Regions from separate parts of the Homo sapiens genome. Here all the other regions are linked to region 1. Evidence: chromatin contacts called from ENCODE Hi-C or POLR2A ChIA-PET data. All regions are on one chromosome and are shown on one strand. The core of a region is the stretch at or near the end of the contact, and the rest is flanking DNA. Distances in the headings are between cores, read along the strand shown. Region 1 has its middle 45 kb from the start of LINC03055. Region 2 overlaps RREB1 (ras responsive element binding protein 1). Region 3 has its middle 34 kb from the start of RREB1.

Region 1 (2,946 bases), core at 198-2,697:
CTCCCCGCTAAACCTGGCTAATTTTTTTTATTTTTTGTAGAGATGGGCTGTCACTGTGTTGCCCAAGCGATCTCAAACTCCTGGGCTCAAGCGATCCTCCCACCTCAGCCTCCCAAATTGCTGGGATTACAGGCTTGAGCCTCCATGCTCAGCCTAGTACTCTCTTGGACACAGTTTTAGACTCAATGATAGCCTCCACCACCATCCCCTGCCAGGCCTTGCCCACTTCAAGACAGCATTTCATAACAACTAACATTTAGCACTGCTCAGTACATGCAAGGCATGGGCTAGAAAAGGCCTTGAAAGTCCTTCCGTTCCATTCCGATTCCTCCTATAACCTTTCCACCAAAAACTGACGCAATGCTGCTAGAACATCCCAGAGCCTGGGAAGTCACTCCTCCTGACACTGTCCATCTCACTGCAGAGTGAATGAATGGCTCTGCTGGAAACTCTTCGCTACTGAATCCTTGTTCTTTCCTCCACAGTCATGCAGAACAAGCGTCATTTCTTTCCCATCTGATAGGAATCTGAAGATGACCATCCTATCTCAACAAAGCCTCCTCCTTTCCAGGAGAAATACACCTCCAGGTCTTTACACTTCTGCTCGTGAGACACATCCTCAGGTTCTGTCCCCTGCCTGTTCCTCTTGCCCAAGTCCCTCTTAAGATGTGCTCCCTGGCATCACACACGGCAAACACTTAGAGCACTGACTGTGCCAGCCACTTTCCAAGCCCGTAGCACATATTAACTTATTTAATCCTCATACTAATGCTATATGCTATTGGTACCGTTATGATTTGCATTTTACAGATGAGGAAACTGTGGCAGACGTGGAAAATAACTGGGCCAAGACTAGTACCAGTGGCAGAGATGAGAATCGAGTCCAGGCAATCTGGATGCACTCAGAAGCCCCATGCTGACCCTCAAGCTTGGCAGCCATTGGAATCACCCTGGGGAGTTCTAGAAACTCCCGAGCCTGGGATCCACCCCTAGAGATTCTGATTTGACTGCACCATGTATCATCTGGGCATCTGAACTTTTAAAATCCATCCAGGTGCTTCAAGTGAGCAGTCAAGAATGAGAACGACTGCTCTCTGCTGTCAAGCTAACACATTCCCAGGGCAGTCTGGCTGGGGCAGAGTAGGGTTGCATTAGAGAGGAGTGATGGAAATTTCCAGGCTTCCCTGGAAGAGGCTAATGCAGGGACAGGCTCAGACACGGGTGACAAGAGCCAGCCTTGCAAGAGCGCTAAATAAACAGTGACTCGGGTGGTACGAGTCTAGAGGCTTTCTCAAAAAAGGAAAGTAAGAAAAAGAAGACACAGAATCCTCCCCTTATAGGATACTTGGCTTCAAGGGCTTCCTCTGGAAAGGACTTCCCCTGGTCACAAAGCCCACCTTGGGCACAGAGCCATCGCTTCCTCAGTCAGCAGCTGCCCGTCCAGTACCATCAGCACAGCTTCCTGATCGCCTTCCAAAGGCTAGAGGTGGATGCAGCAGGGGTGCCAGCCCTTCCCATCCCACCCTCTCCTCTTTCCTGGTTCTGTGAATTAGAACAAGAAAGCACAGGGGCCAGTGGCTCCACAGGCTGAGGACAGGGCCTCTCCCATTCCCAATCGAACACAGTCTCCAGCCCTGCCTTCAAAGGGTATCTGAACTTGGGCCATCCCATGGTACCACTCTTCACTTTCCTATCTCTCTGCTGATATTCCCTCTTGAGCCTAAGCTTGGGTTATTGCTGTTTTTTTTTATTTTTTGTTAGTTATTATTTTTAGAGATGGGGGTCTCACTGTGTTGCGCAGGCTGGTCTCAAACTCCTGGCCTTAAGTGATCCTCCCACCTCAGCCTCCCAAAGTGCTAGGATTACTGGCATGAGCCACCATGCCTGGCCAGGGTATTGTTTTTAAAGCACAAGGGTCTTTATCAGTTAAAGAGAAGCCAATCAGATATTCTCTGGTTGTGCTGGAAACTTCTGCATCTTTCAGTTCCTTGAACTCGCTCTCAGCCATCTGGGCCACAGTGTCAGGGCACAGGGTGAGGCTCTGACCTTGAACAGCTCCACGAAGGCTCAGTAGCCCTTTCCTCCTTTTCACCATCCCCCTCTGCCATCCCTGGAAACCCAGACAGCCATGGCAACCTGAGCATGAATAAAAGAGAAACTACCCTCACCCCAAGCCCTATTAATACTTAATGCCAACATCTGAATGCAAATTGACTTCACTTTTGTTTTATTCCCTTTCCTCCGTGCCCCTCTCTGATATAGAATGCCTTTCATGGAAGGCAGCAGCGGTCCTTCTGTTTGCTAGAAATAGGGAGTCAAGGTGGAGGTTCCTAGCACGGAGGAGAGAAGCACAAACAGGACTGCACATGGCTGGGGCAAACCCGGAAGTTCCAAACTGTATTTTTTAGAATCTTTCCAAATGAGAGTGCATCTCAGGGGCATTTCTTCTCTGTAGAGGTCACAGTGACTTGCTCAACCTGTGGGGGGAATTTTGCAAACAAGGATAGAATATTGGTAGCCTGGAAGCTGTGAAAAATAATCTCCTTCTAAACCTGTAAATCCTCTCTTTTTCTACAGCTAAGAAAAGGCAGATGGTTCAGCAGACAGCTTTGTTCCTATCCTGCACAGTCTCTGAACCTGGCGCTTTTCTCGTCTGTGTGGCAAGACTAAGGCACAGAGGGTTTTAAAGGGGGTTCGGGGTATTAAGTTTTAAAAAGAGAGCAAGAAAGGCAAATGTTGATATAAAAATATTTAATTGTTTGGAATGGCAAAGAATCAGGTAGGTGCTTGAGAAATAAGAAAATTGTTAACACTGTGTCTGTAGTAATAGGGTGAAAAAAAAGAAAGAAAATTGAACAGATCTGGGGTATTTATTAATGAGTTACTTATATTTCTGGTAAAAAGGTGAGGCTAGTGTAGAGTTCATTCACTATAAGGGTGTCTTAA
Region 2 (2,946 bases), core at 137-2,636, 220 kb after region 1:
GTGACAGTGAAGGAGGTATTAATCTTTGTGAGAGGGTTTTTTTTTTTTTTTTTTTTTGAGGAAAATATTTTTAATGTTTCATTCCACAGTCTGGTAAGTTGTATACTGTTGACAGCTCATTACCTACATGTTAAACTGCAAAATGTTCCTAGATTAGTAGAACTATTATTTTTTTTTAAAAAAAGTAGCTTTGTGGTTAAATTCTGATGCCCTTAAAGAGATCACTTTCTCCTGTTTTGGCAAAACAAGTTATCAGTCCACACGTGATTACATAAATAAAATTGAAACCCTTTACTCTTGCTCCTCCCTACTCAATTAAAGTCAAGGGATTCCAGTAGTGGTATACACACACACACACACACACACACACACACAAATCCTCCAATGTATTTACTTTTCACATTTTTAATACATTTTAGCGGACTGAGCTTTCTAAATTATTAGCAACTAGTACATAATCATGTTGCAGTAAATAATTTTTTTAGTTAGTGAGAAACAGACCGAAAATAGGAGGTTAAAAACAGTTCATCTGTTTTGGTGAATAGAAGTGAATGAGAGTAGGGTAGAAATTCTGGCTGATTTTATAAAATATCTCAGATCTGTTTGATAGGTTGGGCTTAAGACTGATGATGTGGGCATCCTCTTTATAATGAAGTCAGGCTAAGCGAAGCTATGTTGAAGTATCAAACAAAGCCTGAAATCCCAGTGGCTCAACCCATAAAGTGCCGTTGCTTGTTGGTGTAGAATCCTCTGCAGGTCTGGCAGCTCTCTAGTATAGCTCCCTTACAAGTGGTAACCCAGGGATCCAGGCTGCTCTTGTCTTATAGCTACTCTGTCATTACACATGCTTCCAGGTTGCCACCACAAGGAAAGAGCTAGTGGGTTACATACTGACTTTGAAAGGCTGCAGTCTGGAAGTGATGGCTGGTACTTGTGCTCACAGCTCATTGGCCAGGACTAGTCATGTGACCTGCCTGACCACAAAGGTATACGGTTGCCAGGAAATATGGAAGAATATGTGGATATTCTTTGAGCAGTGAGCATCTTTGCTTTATTCTCCTTTTCCATTTCATCTCCATAAGGTTCTCTATGCACATAAACTAGATGAAGCTTAGGCCTGAAGCCTAGAACATAATGACACTTTGGTTCTCAAAGTGTGGTCCCCAGACAAGCAGCATTAGCATCACCTGGGAACTTGTTAGAAACACAGATTCCTAGGCCCCACTCCAGCCCTGCTGAATCAGAAATGTGGAGGTGGGGCCCAGAAATCTGTTATCATAAGCTCTCCAGGTGCATACTAAAGTTTGAAAATGACTGCCCAGTGGGAGTACAATGTTTGTAGCACCTGTTGAACTCATCACTGGGGACGTGAAGGACTAATAGACACTTGCTAATGTGAACGTACAGTATGTGTGCTCAGGTGTGAGCATGTATATGATAATAAAAAGCACTGAGGGATGGTATCATGTGTGCCAGACAGGTTTTAGCACTTTATAGATTTGACTAATCTATTTCTCAGAACAGTCATATGATTTCAGTATTATTATTGTCTCCATCTCACAGATGAGGAAATTGCAGAACTGAGAGGTTCCCTAACTGTCTAAGGGTCAGGCCACTTACCACTGCTGGCAAGTGGTAGAGGCAGGATTTGCGATGTGGTTCCAGAGCCTACTCCTTAACTACCATGCAATTCCGCTTGTTCATCTTTGGGTGGTTACCCACCGGGCCTTAAGGTAGTCTTTTCATTTTTTCTTGAATGGAGACAGTCTGTCAGAGTTCGCAGGAAGTGTGGTGTGCTGGTGACAGTTCACATTCCAAGTTAAGCCCCCTTACCACGAGCTTCATTCGTTGGTGGTTTACGTGTGGGGGGTGCTGGTGACAGTGTTGGTCAATACTAGAGGGGCATGGCTAGGCAGCAGCTGCCCAGTCATTTAAAACTGAACAATAAATAGAACGGGGTTGTTAGGGGCGGAACGAAGGGGCCTAGTGGGAAGTGGTTTCTCAGAGGGAGATAGTTCAGTCGCACTAGAAGAATATTTTCTTCAGTTAACCTATGTGTAATTTTCAGGCTTATGAGAAGAAAGGCCCTGTTCTCATCACCCTCCCTTTTGATTCTTCTTTGGTCTTTTTCCATCATCCATCTGCCTGCCCTGAGATGCTCATCTGAGGCCTGATTCCATCAGGTGGTCTGAAGAAGGTTTCTATGAAGTCTTTATGAGCTGGACTTCAGTTTTGTTTTGTTTGTTTGTTTGTCTGAGACAGAGCTTTGCTCTGTTGCCCAGGCTGGAGTGCAGTGGCACGATCTTGGCTCACTGCAACTTCCGTCTCCCGGGTTTAAGCGATTCTCCTGCCTCACTCAGCCTCCCGAGTGGCTGGGATTATAGGCCTGTGCCACCACACCCAGCTAATTTTCATATTTTTGGTAGAGACAGGGTTTCACCCTGTTGGCCTGGCTAGTCTCGAACTCCTGACCTCAGGTGATTGGCCTGCCTCAGCCTCCCAAGGTGCTGGGATTACAGGCGTGAGCCACAGCATCCGGCCAGGACTTAAGTTTTAATAGAGAAAATGTGTTTTCCCTTCCAAGAAACCTGATAAAATAGTTTCCTCCCCTTGCACTTGGGAAATCCAGATAGAGTTAGATGTGATTTAATCTTTTGAATTTTGAACTGATTGAAAAGGATTTTCCAAGTGACATTAAGAACTTGCATCCTTTTAAATTTTTTAATTATTAACTGCATTTTCTTTCTTCCAGGTGGGTCTATTATTTGTTGTTGTTTAGGTGTCCTTTGCTGGCCCATGTATTCCCTTGGCTTCTTTGTCTTTTGTGTTCAGCAGACTAGAACTGAGACAGCTCCTTGGCAGCTCTGTCCTGGACAGTACCGGCTTTAACTCTAGGTAGAAGATAAAGATAGCATCACCCCTTTCGGGTTTCATGTTGGCTGGGAA
Region 3 (2,946 bases), core at 283-2,782, 140 kb after region 1:
GCTATATGGTATGTAGCTTATGGCTCCAAGGCTACAAACCTGTACAGCATGTTATTGTACAGAATACTGTAGGCAACTGTAACACAACAGAAATTATTTGTGTCTCTAAACATATGTAAACATAGAAAAGGTACAGTGAAAATATGGTGTTATAAGGAATGTGTATATACTATCCCTCATGGGACCCCTGTCATATATGCAGTCCATTGTTGACTGAAATGCTGCAACTGTGTGTATTCCTACATCTCCCTACATACGTAGAATATATTATATTACATATGTATTAGTGTATAGTAAATATTCCTACATATCATATAATATATAGGAATATATATAACTTTTAAAATATATTAAAATACCTTAAAACTTTTGATGCTCTTATAAGTGGTATTTTTAAGTGTTTCTGTGTACAGTGTTGTGTTTAGTTAGTATGTTTTAAGAGCTGATTATGACCATCTTTGATAAATACTTAAATACTTGTGTTGCATGAGGTACTGCTTGGAGGCTGGGCACAGTGGCTCATGCTTGTAATCCCAGGACTTTGGGAGGCCGAGGTGGGCAGAACACTTGAGGTCAGGAGTTCGAGACCAGCCTGGCCAATGTGGTGAAACCCCCATCTCTACTAAAAATACAAAAACGAGCCGGGCGTGGTGGTGGACACCTGTAATCCCAGCTACTAAGGAGGCTGAGGCACGAGAATTGCTTGAAGGCAGGAGGTGGAGGTTAAAGTGAGCCGAGATTGTGCCATTGCAATCCAGCCTGGGCGACAAGAGCCAAACTCCGTCTCAAAAAAAAACAAAACAAAACAAAACAAAAAGAGAGAGAGAGAGATACTGCCTGGGACCAGAAATATGGACACTTTTATCTGGCTGATGGCCCATCACGATTACTGCTCTGTTCTCACAGGGTTGAACATTTTACTCACTTTACATGATTTTAAACCACTGTATCCCATTGACTTCTGTTGTTGAAACAGAGGATTTTGGCAGCCTGGTTCATTTTCTCTTGTATATCAGGTTCTTTGGGTTCACTATTTTCTTTTTAATAAGATCATGATATTTCAGTGTTTACCTATAGCTCACCCACCATTTAGGTTTTATTTCCAGTGCTCTCATGCTTCCCTAAATCCTGTACGAAAGATGCTATGTCAGGAGGCACGGTGACTCAGGCCTGTTGTCCTGGCACATAAGAAGGCGAGGTCAGGTGTTTGAGACTAGACTGAGCAACATAGGAAGCTCTCATCTATTAAAAAAACAACAAAAAAACCAAAAACAAAAAAACATGCTATGTCCTTGGCTATTCGAGCCACAGCTTTGTGCATTGACACACATCCAGCATCAGCAAGCTTTTTCTAAATGAGAACAAGCGTCATTCCTTTGTCCATTTGTCAGACTTGTCACATATGTCTCTATGGGATTATAGTTTTTTTAAAAAAAGAAAAGAAAGTAAAGGGGGAAATATCTGTAGGTTCCCCTTGCCTGTGTGTTCCTCTGCTTTCAGCTCTTCAGCACAGGCAGTCTCGGTCACGTGGCCCTGCTCACGCAGGGCCCAGACCCACGCTGCGAAGCTCTGTATGATTGTGTTTTGGGTTGCAGGAGGCAGAAACTCAAAGTGAAACCAATGAAAAAAACCAATGTGTTCTTAATGGTTTTTACCTAAACCATAAATCCCTCTCTTCGAGGGAGAGGGGAATCACCCAAGATTTGGCCCAGTTCCCTCATTAAGTTCCAGGGCTATATTTGTCTGTATTTTTTCTTTTCTTTTCTTTTTTTTTTTTTTTTTTTGTTCATATGTGTGTCAGTTTGGTGACGACCTGTGTCCAACTCACTCAAGGAAGATATTTAAAATGCAGATTCCAGGGCCTGATCTAGACTAAGGGAATAAGACAGTGGGAAGAGGAGGAGGTAGAGAGTTGAGTCTCCTGACTCCCTGGTGGTGCTGACAGTCAAACAGGACTTACTAACAATGATGAAGGTATTATGGGCTCAGATTTTTATCCATCACTACATTATCACTAAATTTTTTTTTTTTTTTGAGACCAAGTCTCACTCTGTTGCCCAGGCTGGAGTGCAGTGGTGTGATCTTGGCTCACTGCAACATCCGCCTCCTGGGCTCAAGCGATTCTCCTGCTTCAGCCTCCCGAGTAGCTGGGACTACAGGCGCACACCACCATGCCCAGCTAATATTTGTATTTTTAGTAGAGACGAGGTTTCACCATGTTGGCCAGGATGGTCTCGATCTCTTGACCTCGTGATCTGCCCACCTCAGCCTCCAAAGTGCCAGGATTACAGGTGAGAGCCACCGTGCCAGGCTTAATTTTTATATTTTTAGTGGACACAGGGTTTCACCATGTTGGCCAGCCTGGCCTCGAACTCCTGACCTCAGGTCATCCACCTGCCTCAGCCTCCCAAAGTGCTGGGATTACAGGCATAAGCCACTGCGCCTGGCCTAATGGAACATTTTTTACCAGGTTTAAAATAAGATATCTAATGCCAGATGCTGTGGCGCACACCTTTAGTCCCAGCTGCTTGGGAGGCTGAGGCAGGAGGTTTGCTTGAGCCCAGGAGTTTGAGACCTGCCTGGGCAACATAGTGAAACCGCATGTCTATATGAATAAAATAAATAAATAAATAAATAAATAAATAAATAAAATAAATGAAATAAGATAGCTAACACTTATTAAGTGCCATGTGTCAGGCAGGCACTTCACATTTAAACCTATGTGTAGGCTACTATTGTTAGTCCCACTTTATAGAAAAGGAAACTGAGGCACATAGAGTTTAAATGCTTTGCCCTGAGTCAAACACCTGAGGCAGAATTGTCATGTTCTTTGACAATCTTCAAAGCAAATTCACGATATTTGTTAATTACAAAATAACGGAGTCTCTGGCACAAATGGGCCCAAAGAGTCTGCTTGGATCATAATCATGCCTTGGTGCTATATTA

Evidence for each region. A loop is a pair of places that touch in the nucleus more often than their neighbours do. ChIA-PET counts read pairs that join two places held with the same protein, here RNA polymerase II (POLR2A). Pooled maps may share reads with other maps.
Region 2: a loop to region 1 is called in a pooled map, with 2.4 times the contacts of the local background. The contact joins two enhancer-like sites. A Hi-C loop is called at or near these places in 4 of 50 pooled maps. POLR2A ChIA-PET finds 5 or more read pairs at or near these places in 2 of 52 experiments (activated B cell and activated T-cell).
Region 3: a pooled map shows a loop between it and region 1 (2.5-fold over the local background). The contact joins two enhancer-like sites. A Hi-C loop is called at or near these places in 3 of 37 single-sample maps with no recorded cell type and 3 of 50 pooled maps. POLR2A ChIA-PET finds 5 or more read pairs at or near these places in 4 of 52 experiments (GM10248, PC-9, activated CD4-positive, alpha-beta T cell and 1 more).

Annotation. Positions count from the first base shown.
Region 1 is chr6:6,929,238-6,932,183 of GRCh38, forward strand. No RefSeq gene overlaps it. Among named protein-coding and RNA genes, the nearest start is that of LINC03055, 45 kb to the left of the region's middle. Within about 2 kb of position 1,448, at least 3 of the 41 ENCODE cell types and tissues checked have a DNase peak (open chromatin) inside an H3K27ac peak, as active enhancers do.
Region 2 is chr6:7,153,070-7,156,015 of GRCh38, forward strand. The region is part of intron 1 of RREB1 (ras responsive element binding protein 1); the gene reads left to right. Among named protein-coding and RNA genes, the nearest start is that of RREB1, 47 kb to the left of the region's middle. Within about 2 kb of position 1,387, at least 5 of the 41 ENCODE cell types and tissues checked have a DNase peak (open chromatin) inside an H3K27ac peak, as active enhancers do.
Region 3 is chr6:7,072,404-7,075,349 of GRCh38, forward strand. No RefSeq gene overlaps it. Among named protein-coding and RNA genes, the nearest start is that of RREB1, 34 kb to the right of the region's middle. RefSeq lists an enhancer at 1,257-1,496. Within about 2 kb of position 1,533, at least 5 of the 41 ENCODE cell types and tissues checked have a DNase peak (open chromatin) inside an H3K27ac peak, as active enhancers do.